2 separate regions of the Homo sapiens genome follow, and region 1 is linked to region 2. The links are chromatin loops, found by intact Hi-C in ENCODE. Cell type or tissue: HepG2. All regions are shown on one strand. Links, peaks and the distances in the headings refer to the core of each region. The heading gives the core; the rest is flanking DNA.

The links. A loop is a pair of places that touch in the nucleus more often than their neighbours do. Peaks named below come from ENCODE experiments on the same cell type or tissue, not always from the same donor. Only the 100,000 strongest peaks of a DNase experiment are listed, where the experiment ranks them.
Region 1: a loop joins it to region 2, with 8 times the contacts of the local background. A loop is called at or near these places in 6 of 110 quality-filtered maps.

The regions. Positions count from the first base shown.
Region 1 is chr3:73,082,328-73,090,011 of GRCh38, forward strand. No RefSeq gene overlaps it. Among named protein-coding and RNA genes, the nearest start is that of EBLN2, 25 kb to the left of the region's middle. In HepG2, for the core only: a CTCF peak has its summit at 3,854 (motif pointing left); a DNase peak (open chromatin) is centred at 3,834.
Region 2 is chr3:71,952,142-71,959,825 of GRCh38, forward strand. No RefSeq gene overlaps it. Among named protein-coding and RNA genes, the nearest start is that of LINC00877, 140 kb to the right of the region's middle. RefSeq lists a silencer at 3,675-3,824. In HepG2, for the core only: CTCF peaks have their summits at 3,528 (motif pointing right) and 4,783; a DNase peak (open chromatin) is centred at 3,520.

The DNA.
Region 1 (7,684 bases), core at 946-5,945, 1.1 Mb after region 2:
GTTTCCCTCTTCCACCCTCTCCTTGACCAAACATGGCACTCCAAGCAGGCTTGGATGTTCTGTGCAACTCATGTCATTCAGTTGCTTTATGAAGTATTTTGAAGATGCTTTTATTTCAGCCATTGATCTGACATTGATGTCAACAAAGTCTAAAAGCAGGTCCTTGACAACATCTTGGTCCCTATGGTAGCAATGTCTGGGGCAAATGGCAATGATGGAGGTGTTATAATCATTTTCATAAATTTATTTGAGTTAAAAGCTATTGAAAGCTTTCCTGGTATCTCTTGAGGAACTTCAAAGGGGACCCAATTGGTAATCCTTAATAACACAGAGACATTTCTTTTAAAATTGACACCAGAGAGTGGCACTTCTCAAGTCGTACAGCTGGGGATGTGAAATAAAAGGTCATTAGTGGAGCCATTTTGGCATTTTATGCACCAGGTGATTTAGATTTAATTTCTTGGCCTGGCACAGTGGCTCATGCCTGTAATCCCAGCACTTTGGGAGGCCAAGGCAAGCGGATCACTTGAGGCCAGGAGTTCGAGACCAGCATGGCTAACATGGTGAAACCCTGTCTCTACTAAAAATACAAAAATTAGCCAGGTGTGGTGGTGGGCACCTGTAACCCCAGCTACTTGGGAGGGTGAGGCAGGAGAATCGCTTGAACCCAGGAGCCAGAGGCTGCAGTGAGCCGAGATGGCACCACTGCACTCCAGCCTGGGCGACAGAGTGAGACCCTGTCTCAAAAAAAAAAAAAAAAAAAAGAAAAAAAAAGATTTAATTTCCTAATCCTTACACTCCCAGAAGTAGGGACTGTTATTATCTCCATTGTAGAGATAAGCAAGATGGTGGCTCAGAGAGGGAAATTAATCTCTCTAATGACACACAGCCAGTTAACAGTTGAGTAGGATTCTCTGATGCCAAAGTCTCAGCCTCCCCTTTGCCTGAACCCTGTGTGAGGGCAATTTACAAAGTTTATGTGCAACTTATTTATTTAACTTTCTGTTTTTCATCCCCTTTTATGTGAAAAACTGTCAATAAGTGCATACTGAAAGACTTTTTCTTCTTCTTTTTTTTCTTTTTGAAATGGAGTCTCGTTCTGTCACCCAGGCTGGCATGCAATGGTGCCATCTCTGTTCACTGCAACCTCTGCCTCCCAGGTTCAAGCGATTCTCCTGCCTTAGCCTCCCAAGTAACTGGGATTACAGGCGCATGCCACCACGCCTGGTTAATTTTTTGTATTTTTAGTAGAGATGGTTTTCGCCATGTTGGCCAGCCTGGTCTCGAACTCCTGACCTCAGGTGATCCACCTGCCTCGGCCTCCCAAAGTGCTGAGATTACAGGTGTGAGCCACTGCACCCGGCCTTGAAAGCCTTTTTCTATTCTTGTCTCCCCACTTCTTCCAAATCCATTAGACCATCTCATTTGCAGTATTACTGAAGGTCAAGTGTTCTCTTTGAGGTTGTCATTGATAAAATTGATGGAAAGGCTGGGGGTGGTGGCTCACACCTGTAATCTCAGCACTTTGGAGGCCGAGGCGAGCGGGTCACTTGAGGCCAGGAGTTCCAGACCATCCTGGGCAACCTGGCGACACCCCGTCTCTACTAAAAATACAAAAATTAGCTGGACATGGTGGCACATGCCTGTAGTCCCTTGGGATGCTGAGGCAGGAGAATCGCTTGAACCTGGGAGGTGGAAGTTGCAGTGAGCTGAGATCATGCCATTGCACTCCAGCCTGGGCAACAGAATGAGACTCTGTGTGAAAAAAAAAAAAAATTGACAGAGATGAATGACTTCTTTTTTCAAGGTCTGGCTTGCCCACACTCAAGTTCTCTGCCCTCTGCCTCACACCTGTGCATGTTGCTCTATCATGACTCCTACCTAAGTTTAATTTTGGCCTTACTCTGTTGCAAAATCATTGTTCCAGAAAAGCCACTGTTACAGAGCATGTCAGAGCCAAGATGTCTTTGGGTTTTCTGATTTCATTTCACATCAAGTGAAAAGGTCCTGTAATATAGCAAACAATACACTGCTTCAGGTGAATTGCAGATGACTTACACAGGCTTTGGTCAGATGAAATAGATTGAACCACTATGTGAGTCAGTGATTCTGTGGAAGAAACGTAATGTTGTAAGCCACAAGAGTGCAAGAAAATATTTGGTGAATAATGTTTCATTAGTTAAATTTGCCTATAATATAATGCTTTTCCACGATCTTGTGCATTTGTTCCACTGGAATACAGTATTGCCCAACTGTGGTAGGCATCAGATAATTCACTCACATTATTTAAGTAGATTCTATTTTTTTTTTTTTTTGAGATGGAGTCTCACTCTGTTGTGCCCAGGCTGGAGTACAGTGGCACTGTCTCAGATCACTGCAACCTCCGCCTCCCGGGTTCAAGGGATTCTCCTGCCTCAGCCTCCCGAGTAGCTGGGATTATAGGCGTGCACCACCACGCCCAGCTAATGTTGTATTTTTAGTAGAGATGGGGTTTCACCATTTTGGCCAGGCTTGTCTCGAACACCTGACCTCAAATGATCCACCCACCTCGGCCTCCCAAAGTGCTGGGATTACAGGCATGAGCTACCGTGCCCAGCCTAGATTCTAAATTTTTAATAGCAGGGAGCATATTTTCTATTTGCTTTGCTACCTTTGGTATGTTATATTGAATGGGTGGGTAAAATGTGGGTACTAAGTAAACGTCTTGTTTAGTAGAAGAATGAAATATTTTTAAACTTTGTTTTGAATTCAAGGGAAACTATGACAATAGATAGGCAAGGTAGATAGACTGCTAGATTCCATGAGGCAGTAAAGTGACATGGTTAGGAGTACAAACTGCAAGGCTTTGTCTATGCGACTGCCATTCAATAGAATTCTCCATGATGTTGGAAATGTTCTATATCTGTACTATGCAATAGAAGCCACAGGCGTCATTTCACTGTTGACCTCTTGAACCTGTGGCTAGTGCAACTGAAGAACTGAATTTGTAATTTTATTTATTTATTAATTTATTTGAGATGGAATTCCGATCTTGTTGCCCAGGCTGGAGTGCAATGGCACAATCTCGGCTCACTGCAGCCTCCACCTCCCAGGTTCAAGTGATCCTCCTGTCTCAGCCTCCCAAGTAGGTAGGATTACAGGCATGTGCCACCAAGCCCAGCTAATTTTTTGTATTTAGTACAGATGGGGTTTCACTATGTTGATCAGGCTGGTCTCGAACTCCTGACCTCAGGTGATCCACCCGCCTTGGCATCCCAAAGTGCTGCGATTACAGGTGTGAGCCACCCCGCTCGGCCTAATTTTATTTACTTTTAATTAAGTTAATTTAAAATTTAAATATGTGCACATGTGACTAGTGACTCCCATATGGGGCTGTGCTGAACATGGAGTGTAATAGCAGAACACAGACACTGTATACACAGCCAGGGTTTGCATCCCAATCCTGTCACTTTGCTAATTTTTTTTTTTTTTTACTTCAATAGAGGACATTTTCCTGAAGTCTGTCATTACAGGAGTTTCAGATTTCTTCCATTTTTGCTCATAGCTGTTGATCTATACACTTTTACTCAACCCTGATAAAAATAACTTAGAACAAAGTATATCTGAGTAAATGTGCTTTTATAGTTTCTACGAACTGGAAGACATTCACAGCTTATTATTAATTATTATTATTTGTTAATGTTGTACCAGTATTTGATTTTCTCAGCCTGCTCTCCAAAGGGTGTGTTACCACTGGGCGGTAGATCTTGGAATGAAGAAAGAGATTAAGAATAAAAGTCCCAGAGTTTTGCACTGTCCCCACCGTCAGGTCTCAATTTTCCACCCACTTTGCGTAGAGCAGAAGTGCGGCCTCATGGTGCCCTCCTGTGGCCATACGTTTAGTTGCAAGATGATGGTAGAGTTTTTCCTTTTTTAAAAAAAAGGAAAGAAAGAAAAAGAAGGAAAAAAGGTTCTGCATATGTTTTTAGTCAGCAACACGTTTTGAGATGTGACAGTTCTGTCAAAACAATATAATTCAACAAACTTCAAAGTAACCACAACAGAAGATATGTAGACACAATTTGGAGCGCTGTCTCAGAGCCTTACCGTGAAATGTGCCACAAACATTTTGAGGGACGAACAATGACATCTGCAAGGGAAGCAGGGTAAGTCACACTCAGGTGTGTGAGAATCAGAACAGAGACCCAGAAGAAAACCAGCTTAGAAATGGAGGCAGAGCATTAAAGAAAAGGCAAAAGAGAATTTCAATTTTCTGGTGCTGGAAGCTGTTAGCTGCACATGTTTGAAGAAGGCAAGTTCTGCAATGCCTTCACTTGTATTCATCTAGCAGGTGTGAACCAGACAGTGTCTCTGTCTTCAGGGAGCTTACATTTTAGAGGAAGGGGAGACAGAAAATCGTCACACAAGGAATTGAACAAACAAGATACTTTCAGAAAGCAAAATGCACCGTGGAGAAAATCAAACAATGTCCTGAGATGGCAATAGATAGAAATTAAGAGCCATGAGGAGGAAGGGGAGAGGGAGAGAGAAGCGAGAAGTTCTCATTGAAAGAAGTGGTTAAATTATGGCTACATTAAAAGAAATTATTTCTAAAATTTCTTTCTTTTTTTTTGAGACAGAATCGCTTTCTGTTGCCCAGGCTAGAGTGCAGTGGTGCATTCTCAGCACGCTGAAACCTCTGCCTCCTGGGTTCAAGTGATTCTCCTGCCTCAGCCTTCAGAGTAGCTGGGACTACAGGGCACGTGCAACAACATCTGGCTAATTTTTTTTTTTTTTTTTGTATTTTTAGTAGAGATGGGGTTTTGCCATGTTGGTCAGGCTGGTCTTCAACTCCTGACCTCAAATGACCCACCCGCCTCGGCCTTGCAAAGTGCTAGGATTACAGGCGTGAGTCGCTGCGCCCGGCATTTTTTTTCTCTTTTTTTTGGAAATTGAGGCAGAGTCTATGTTGTCCAGCTGGTCTTGAACTCCTGGGCTCAAGCAGTCTTCCTGCCTCAGTCTCTACCTGGGACTACAGACTCAGCCTCCCAAGTACCTGGGACTACAGACACACCCAGCTAATTTTAATTTTTATGTATACATAATGTTTGCACACACTTATGGTGTAAGTATGATATTTTGATCCATGCACACAATGTGTAATGATCAAATCGGGGTAATTAGCATATCAATCACCTTGAACATTTGTCATTTTTCTGTGTCGGGAACATTCCAAGTTTCTTCCAGCTATTTTGAGATATATAGTACATTATTGGCCAGGTGCAGTTGCTCATGCCTGTAATCCCAGGACTTTGGGAGGCCAAGATGGGAGAACTGCTTGAGCCCAGGAGTTTCAGACCAGCCTGGGCAACATAGTGAGACCCCATCTCTGTATTAAAACACACACACACACTCACAAAATATTATTTTTAACTATAGTAACCCTACTGTGCTATTGAACATTAGATCTTATTCCTTCTTCTTCTTTTTTTTTTTTTTTTTTGAGACAGAGTCTTACTCTGTCACCATATTGGCCAGGATGGTCTCGAACTCCTGACCTCGTGATCCGCCTGCCTTGGCCTCCCAAAGTGTTGGGATTACAGGCGTGAACCACCGCACCTGGCCAGATCTTATTCCTTCTAATTGTATTTTTGTGCCCAGTAGTCAATCTCTCTTCATCCCCTGATTTTCTTCTCAGACTGGTAACCATCATTCTACTCTCTACCTCCATGAAATCCACTTTTTCTTAGTTCCTGCATATGAGTGAGAACATGTGATATTTCTCTTTCTGTGCCCAGCTTACTTGACATAATGACCTCCAGTTCTATCCATGTTGCTGCAAAGGACAGGATTTCATTCTTTTTTATGGCTGAATAATATTCTACAGCATAAAATTCTGGATACATTTTGCAGATGGACCTGACAAGACTTGTTGACCGATTGAATATGGACTATGAAAGAAACATGAGCCAAGAAACATGAGCCAAGCAAGATTTTTGGCCAGAGTCACTGCCCTATATTGAGGTGGGGACGGGTCCACATGGGGCCACCTTTGGGAGCTGGGTCTTGAAAATATCGGAAATGCCTGCTGGACACATATCTGAGCTGTTGCATAGACAGGGGACATACAGGTAACTGACACAAGCAACCTCCTGTCTTTAGGCTTACCTGTTGGCCTGCTACAGGTGGGAGCTCTTCAGTTTAAGGGCGCTGGTGAAGAGGAGAAACAAAGGGAGGAACGTTCTAAACTTGTAAGCGCAAGATTGGGTCAGGGTTCAAGAGAAGACATGGAAACACGCAGAACAGGTGATCGCCGCTCAGAAGGCTGCTGAGAGAAGAGAGAGAAAGTGGATGTGTCAGTCTGGACTGAGACCCCGAGCAACCCCAGGGAAGGAGAAGGAGGCCGAGGGAAACCATATGAATCACTGGATTCAACTCAGAGAGATGCAGAAATCCCCAGAAATCATGGAGGGAATCGGAATGAGATGAGGTTACGTCTTCTTTCAGGTGGCATGGAGGAGTCAGGCTCGGAAGATAAATTTCCCCTCAAAAAATGCAAAGAAAAGAAAAAATTATTACGCACTTGATTGACAGCCCATATAATATATATATATATTTTTGTCTGAGACAGTGTCTCACTGTGTTGCACAGGCTGGAGTGCAGTGGTGCTATCTTGGCTCACCGCAGCCTCGACCTCCTGAGCTCAAGTGATCCTCCCACCTCAGCCTCCCCGGTAGCTGGGACCACAGGTGTGCACCACCACAGCCGGCGAATTTTTGCATTTGTAGTAGAGACGGGATTTTGCCATGTTGCCCATGCTGGTCTCGAACAGCTGGCCTTAAGTGATCCGCCTCCCTTGGCCTCCCAAAGTGTGATTATAGGCGTGAGCCACCATGCCTGGCCATGTATAATTATTAAAGTTTAAAAATTTGCAGGGCCTGGGAGTGAGTTCTTCTCTTGGCTCACCCTTGCTTGGCCCTGCTGAGGAACTCTTTGGTGTAGACTACACCCCACAGAGCTATTCTCCCAGTGGGGACACAACTGGGACATTTACCCACCAACACGGGTGAAGTGCTGCTTCTGAGGGGGGTTAATTCCCTGTGCTTCTGACCTGCCTTGTGGGTGGGCAGAGCAGACAGTGGCAGCCAAGGAAGCTCCCAGGTAAAGAAATGCAGGACGCCCAGGCGCGGTGGCTCACCCCTGTAATCCCAGCACTTTGGGAGGCCAAGGCAGGCGGATCACTTGAGGTCAGGAGTTCGAGACCAGCCTGGTCAACATGGTGAAACCCTGTCGCTAACTAAAAATACAAAAATTAGTCGGGCATGGTGGTGGGAGCCTGTAGTCCCAGCTACTCAGGAGGCTGAGGCTGGAGAATCTCTTGAACCCAGGAGGCAGAGGTTGTAGTGAGCCAAGATCGCGCCACTGCACTCCAGCCTGGGTGACAGAGCGAGAAAAAAAAAAGAAAGAAGAAAGAAAGAAAGAAAGAGAGAGAGAGAGAGAGAGAAAGAGAAAGAAAGAGGGAAAGCAAGCAAGAAAAAAGAAATGCAGGTTCTGGCCGTGGAGGGTGCATGTGCCCTGAGGTGGTGAGGACAGGGATGGGGTGGGGACACCGAGGGCATCCCATCCACTGATCCACTGGTGCCTTAAGTGCATCTTGGTCGCTGCTCCAGGGCTTCCTTCTCCACGGAAGCTCTAGGAATGGTTA
Region 2 (7,684 bases), core at 1,539-6,538:
CACAGTCAGATATATATCTTCACCAATATTTCAGTAGGGATGGGGCCCTTCCTGCTCCTTCCTTCCACCCAGTGATATGTGGGGCTGTTCATTCAGGGTGCCCAAAAGGAATAGTAAACTTCTCCATGTTATCTGAGGCTGCTCAGCTCTGTGGCTAATACAAGAGGCTCATATCCTCCGTCCCTTCCTTCCTTCCTCCCTCTGCCATCACTGAGCTTACCTTTGTATGGGGAAACAGAAATTAAACAAATAATCACACAAGTCTATAACTAAAAACTGCAATTTGTGCTCAAATTGGGAAAACTTTGCTTTCCAGGGAAACCTGGTATCTTTGGAAAGAAGAAGGAAGATTTATCTGAAGAAATTCTGAGAGTGAAAAGGTGCGGGTATAAGGGAGAAACAGGAGAATGTTCTAGAGATCTACAGTAAGTGCAAAGGCCCTGAGCCACGAGGGAGCTTAGTGCTTACAAGGAGCCTAAAGGGCACTGGTGCCAGTGGAGGCTGTGGGAGATGGCAGAGTGTGAGGCATAGATCTTAAAAGTAATTGGAAGACTTTCCCGTATGCTGCTGCTAGACTAATCATAATGCCTGGGTCTGATTTTGTTGCTTTCTTGACCCAAATTTTTAGTTGTTCTTATGATCCATTACAGTGGTTCTCAAGGAGAGAGAATTATGCAGGTGTAGGGGGTGTTTTGCATTTCACAATGATAAAGATGTGCTACTGGCATTTGGTGGAGTAGGGATGGGGTTACAGAGCATAAGACAGTCTGTAATATGTGGGATTGTCCCACATTATGGATTTTTATTCTACATCCCATGTAATTTTTGTTTGTTTGCTTTGTTTTGTTTTTTTTTTTTGAGACACAGTCTCGCTCTGTCACCCAGGCTGGAGGTCAGTGATGTGATCTCAGCTCACCGCAACCTCTGCCTCCCGGGTTCAAGTGATTCTCATGCCTCAGCCTCCAGAGTAGCTGGGATTACAGATGCGTACCACTACGCCCGGCTAATTTTGTATTTTCAGTAGAGTCAGGGTTTTGCCATTTTGGCCAGGCTGGTCTCGAACTCCTGACCTCAGGTGATCCGCCTGCCTCTGCCTCCCAAAGTGCTGTGATTACAGGTGTGAGCCACTGCACTCGGCCCATCCCATGTAATTTTGAGTAGACTGAATGTTCCTGAAAACCCTATTGCAAGTTATCTGAGCTATGGTGGTTTTAGTATATGTCTGCAAGTTTGTTGATACCTCTTCCTTCAAGGCATGGAGCCTAATTCCCCTCTCCTTGAATGCAGACCAGACTTAAAGACTCTCTTCTAAGGAAAAGAATGTGGTAGAAGTGATGCTATGTGACTTTTGAGGCTAGGTTGTAAAAGGAAGAGCTTCGGTTTGTCCCTCTCTCTGGGATTGCTCACTCTGGAGGAAGCCAGCTGCCATGGTGTGAGGACACTCAAGCAGCCCTGTGGGGAAATTTCACAGGGAGAGAGGCATCCTACCAACAGCCAGCACCAACTTGCCAGTTGTGTAGATAAGCCACCTTGAAAGTAGGTCTTGCAGCCCCAGCGAAGCCATCAGATTATTCTAGACTTCAGCCTTTGAGTATTCCAGCTATGGCCCTGGACATCACAGAGTCAAGCTCTGTGTCCTGTTCCCTGTCTGAATTCTCCAGCTACATACTAGCACAATGTTTTTTTTTTTTTGCATGGGATCTTAATATGTATTATAGATTCTAGAAACACAGTGACTGTAAATCAATGGATAGTTGCACTTAGTTATGTTTGAACCTTTGCCAAAAGTTTTTCTCCGCTTCAAAAATAACATTGCCAATAGCAAATCTCCTTAAGGTATTAGAGTCACCGAAGCAATACGCCTGTTAACAGTCTACAGTTGCAGCTCTCGCCACCACAGTGATTCCTCGTGTGTGAATATTCAGCTGAATATTGCCTTACATTTTTTATATTCAAATTTTTCCATTATGAGTTGCAAACATCTGACTACTTCATTATATCTCCTAATAAATCCAGGCCTATGCATATGATATTGTAAATGACATTTCTTTCTTTTTTAGACTAGACTTGGGCCATTATACTTATTTTTTAAAATTATGCGAGTAGGTGGGTTATATTGAAAAGATGAATTTCATTTCAGGGTGGTAAAGGGGCATTATAAGATATTCATCAAGAAAAAGAAGGTGAGACATGACCAACTGCTAGTGAATATTTTATTGACTTAGGAAATGAAGATCAGTTGTTCTCTTGCCCCTCAGCAACCTTCCAGCATGATTCTTCACTGTTTCATTACGTAAGCCATCTTCTCTAGTTCAAAATGGGCCTTCTCACTATTCCCCAAACAGACTCAGCACATTTCTGTCTTAGGGTCTGCCATTTCCTTACATGAATTCCATCTCTTTTCTTTTTTGTCTTTCAAAATCCACCGATCTCTGATTTAAGTGTTCCTTCAACAAATAAAGACAGTGTGCCCCTGGAGGCCAGACCCTGTGCTGTGTCCGAAGTCTCCTGTGAAGAGACACAGGCCTTGGTGTTTCCCCAGAGCCTCCGGTCTGTCCAGGAATCTGACCCTATGCAATTACAGTGAAGCTTGATAGTGGGAAATACTGAATGCCCACATAGAGTTGGCACCGAGGGAGCTTCATGCAAGTGAAAAACCTGTTTTGAGTTCTCTGTGCTGAGTGCTCTGTGCTGTGTGCTGTAGTGTATTTTGAAATATGTCTGCAGAGAGCACAGTGGTCCCCGCCTAGTCCTGAAGAGGGTGAGTGACAGGTAGGCTGGAAGACCACCCGATGCCGAAAACCTCTCCTCTTTCCAGCCTGAATAGCTCCTTAGCTTTTAATGTTCATTTTGCATGCACTTTGCCTACTTCCTACAAATTATATTGTAGGGCTTTGCGATTAGGCACTTCCATTATCTCCCCATCTCTTGGAGCGTCCCTCTAGAAAAGGTAGTCTTGGGAACTGAAGTAGGCCTGGAAAACTGGAGAATTAGACCTGGTTTCTCTCTGGTGGCTGCCACATGTTAAAACTGGTGAATCAAGAGAGAACACAGAGTCTGTGTGACCTGGTTGCAGGTAACGGAGGCCACTTGGATAAAGACTGCGGTCTCTTTCCCAGAGGTCTCCCTGCAGCTCACCTGGTTGTAACAGCTGACAGGGTCTGACTGCCCTCTGCCAGCACGCAAGGCTCATTTATGTGTGCCCAGCACGGTGGTGTGGCCTGCAGCCCCTTCTCTCAGCACTGACTCCATTTGCATTCCTCATTACTGACCAGACTTTGAAAACCACACACGTTCATAACACATGCACACACAGCCCGTAGGATCAACCTCTCAGGGATGCGCTCAAAAACATGCTCCAAGAAACAGCCTGAAGGAGACACTGCTGAATTTTTGTCACGTTGTGAGAAAACAGATTTTCTAGAAGCACCAAGCAAGGGGAAGGTCCCTGCCCCCCATAGTTCTTTCCAGAGCAGCCTGGAATTTGGAGGGCAGCCAAACAGATGGCAGTTTCTGGCCACTTGAGGGCACTCTGGAATTCTGAGACCAGCAGGGAGCTGATGTGTTGGGCTTTTTTTTTCTTTTTTACCAGAAATGCAATCCCAGCTAGCCATCAGCAGACAATCTAGAAATTAATCCTCAAAAAGGAAGCGGTGACAAATGGGTTTTATAATGAGGACTTGAAGCCAGGCAGGGCAGAGGGCAGGCGCATCAGAGGTAAAGCAAAGGACTGCAAGTTTCACCGCAGGTGGGAAACAGTCAGCCTGGGTTTTGTTTGCCATTGCTCAGAAGAAAGAGTTCAGTTAACCCAGTGGTTCTGAACCGGGGGCGATTTGTTGCCCCACAGGGGACATTTGGCAATGTCTGGAAACATATTTGATTATCACAATGGGATGTGTGTGTGTGTGTGTGTGTGTGTTAGTTGCATCTAGTGAGCAAAAGCCAGAGATGCTACTAAACATCACACAGCGCACAGAGCAGCACCCCCAACCCTGGGAGCAAAGAATCCTGTGGTCCTGATGCCCAGGTTGAGAAACCCTGAGTTAACACAACAGCAGTTTTAAGCCCTGCCTGCTCAGTGAGCAGGAGGTCTGCATTCCAGTTCTTTCCACAGTTTCTAGCCTGTGCTGAGCTGAATGGTTTCCCAGGAAGTGGTCTAGTTTTGCAGATGCTGTCACGATTCATAGAGGAAAAAAAATTAAAAATCAACCTGGGATTTTTACTTAACCCCACCCCACCCCCACCCCAAATCCTAGGTGGGGGTTTCCCTTCTAGCAGACCCGGGGATGAAGATTGTAGTCCAAGTAGTTTATTTGGAAAGGAACCCCAGGAAATACTCATGAGGGATTGGGGGAAGTGAGGCAGGGAAGGGAAGGATGCCAGTCTGAGATGTGCCCTCCAGTAAGTAACCACTGTGGGCAACAGGGGCATGATCCTGCTGAAGTGTCCTGGGAGCCAGTGTGTAACACGCACCTGTGCTGCAGCTGTCATCAGCCATTGGCTGAGGGCTGTAGGGTAGGATGGGATGGGGAAAAGACCCTGGGGCATGCGTTCTCTGGTATTGCAGCTCGCCTTGTTAGCAGAGGGAGGGGTTCTAGCTGTTCCAGAATGCCCTCAGCAGTGGATAAGTGCTGGCCAAGGCTAGAATACTAAGGCCTGAGGAACTATGAGGGGACAGATGGCCTCTACTCTATCCTCCACCACCTCAAGGAGTGTCCCAAGTCCTATAAAGACCCACTAGTCCTCTGTTTCAGTACAACAGCTCCCTCTTTTGACTGTGCTAGGATGCACCACGGTCACTTAATAAAGGACAAGTGGACAGTAGCAATGCCACAGTGAGGACTCTAGTGTCTTGGTCCCTCAGGCAGACACCCTGTAGCATTAGCCAGTGGCAGATTGGACTACAGTGTGTACGGATCACAGGAGGAAACGTCAGCATCAGGGCTCCTGGCAGGAGCCAAGGTGAGGCATTTGGAGTTGACAGGACTCTACAAAGTCTATGTCTACCCACCTTTAATGTGTATAGGAATCAATCCCCCAGCGCCTTATGAAAAGGCAGACTTGCAGCCCAGCCAACATGGTGAGACCTTGTCTCTACTAAAAATACAAAAATTAGCTGGGCGTGGTGGCATGCGCCTGTAATCCCAGCTACTCAGGAGGCCGAGGCAGGAGAATCGCTTGAACCTGGGAGGTGGAGGTTGCAGTGAGCCAAGATCACGCTCCTGCACTCCAGGTTGGGTGACAGAGCAAGACCCTGTCTCAAAAAAAAAAAAAAAAAAAAAAAAAAAAAAAGGATAAAAGGAAAAGAAAAGGCAGACTTGGATTCAATGGGCCTAGGGTGGCTGTACTGGACTGTTCTTGGATTGCTATAAGGAAATACCGAGACTGGGTAATTTGTAAAGAAAAGAGGTTTAATTGACTCGTGGCTCTGCAGGCTGTGTAGGAAGCATGGTGCAGGCATCTGCTTCTGGTGAGGCCTCAGGGAGCTTTTACTCACGGTGGAAGGCAAAGCTGGAGCAGGCTCGTCACATGGTGAGAATAGGAGCAAGAGAGCGCGGGTAGGGTGGTGCTACATGCTTTTAAACAAGCGGATCTGTGTGGACACAGAGCAAAAGCTCACTCATCATCATCACCAAGGAGATGATGCTAATCCATAAATGAGGGATCTGCCTCCATGTTCCAAACACCTCTGTATTTGTCCATCCTCACACTGCTGATAAAGACATACCTGAGACTGGGTATTTTATAAAGAAAAAGAGGCTCAATGGACTCATAGTTACACATAGCTGGGGAGGCCTCACAATCATGGCAGAAGGTGAAAGGTGCATCTTACACGGCAGCAGGCAAGAGAGAATGAACACCAAGTGAAAGGGGTTTCCCCTTATAAAACCATCAGATCTGGTGAGACTTATTCCCACCACCACGAGAACAGTATAGGGGAAACTGTCCCCATGGTTCAATTATCTCCCACAACAGTGGGAATTATGGGAGCTACAGTTCAAGATGAGATTTGGGTGGGGACACAGGCAAACCGTATCAACCTCTTACCAGGCCCCAACCTCCAACACTGGGGATTACATGTCAACTTGAGATTTGGAGGGGACACAGGTCCAAACCATATCAGCAGGGCCTGAGACCCTGTATTTCTAACAGACTTCCAGATGATGTCCTTGCTTCTGTCAGCTGAACCAGGAGAGGAGGCCGTGGTGCAGCCAGCAACCTATCTCTGTAAGCATCCCTGAGAAACTGCCTAAGGAGATCTCAGAAGAAAGGGAATGGCAACTCTAAGTCTGCAGTAAGAGACATGATGTGATTTCTCTTCTCATTCTATGCAGGCTGTCATACCTAATTTCCTTTTGTTTTTCCTCAAAGGACCTTCCTCTCCTCACCAATTTATAGGCTGTGGGTCTCAAGAAACCTGGATCTTCCCTGTCTGAAAGCATTTGAGAGGGCTGGGATTTAGCTCTGAGAGTCTGGGCCCCAAACATTTTGATATGTGTATCAAGAGTTCTGCAACTTTCAGCTTCCATTTCCTGCTCCCTGATCTCAGGCAGCTTTCACAGTTAGATGCTAAGTGAAACAAGAGAGGAAAGAAGAAAACCGAAGAAGGGCAGCTCATAGGTTAGGTCACAGACAGTGTGAAGCCTAGTGTGCAGGCCAGTGAGTCAAGTGTGGAAGGATGTCAGTGTCTAGACAATTTCCATTCATTTGCACAGCAAACCTTTATCGCACATTTATATGTCAGGCATTGTTCTAGGTGGTAGGGTTAAGATATTGAACAAAAGAAACAAAATCCTTGCCTTCAAAGAGTTGACATCTGAGAAATACAAGTAAATTCTAAGCCCCTCAACTGACTGAACGGACCCCCTCTTGGCCAAAGGGACCTCTGAGAAACCTTGAAAACTGAGTTCCCAGCATGATAGGAGGTTGGACATGCCTTATTTTACCCCTTCCCTTGCTAACCATCATTAGGCTTGCTTTCTTAAGAGTTAACCAGAGAGTGGTGGGGTGGAAGGGGAGGGAGAGCATTAGGACATATACCTAATGCATGTGGGGCTTAAAGCCTAGATGATGGCACATGTATATCTCTGTAACAAACCTGTACTTTCTGCACACGTATCCCAGAACTTAAAGTAGAATTAAACAAAAGTGATTTATAGACTACCGTGACAGTATTACAGTATTCTGAATTTGACTATGTATTTACTTTTACTAATAAGATTTATACTTTCATATGTTTTCATGTTGTTACTTCAGCATCTTTTTATTTCCACTCAAAAAAACTCCTTTTAGCATTTCTTATAAGGCAGGTTTAGTGGTGATAAGCTCCCTCAGCCATTTTAAAAATAAATTTTATCATTTATACTTGAGGTTTACAACATACATGTAGATAGTAAAATGGTTACTACAGTGAAGCAAATTAACATGTTTATCCTTTCACATAGTTACACTTTTTGTAACAAGAACAGCTAAAATCTATTTAACAAAAATCACGAATTCAATACAATTTTATTAACTACAGTCCTCAAATTGTTCATTAGACCTCTCGACTTGTTTACTCTGCATATCTGCTACTTTGTATTTTTGATTTACATCTCCCCCTTTCCACTGTTTTATTCTCTATATCTGTGCATTTGACCTTTTTTGTTTTTAGATTCCACATTAAAGTGAGATGCAATTTAAA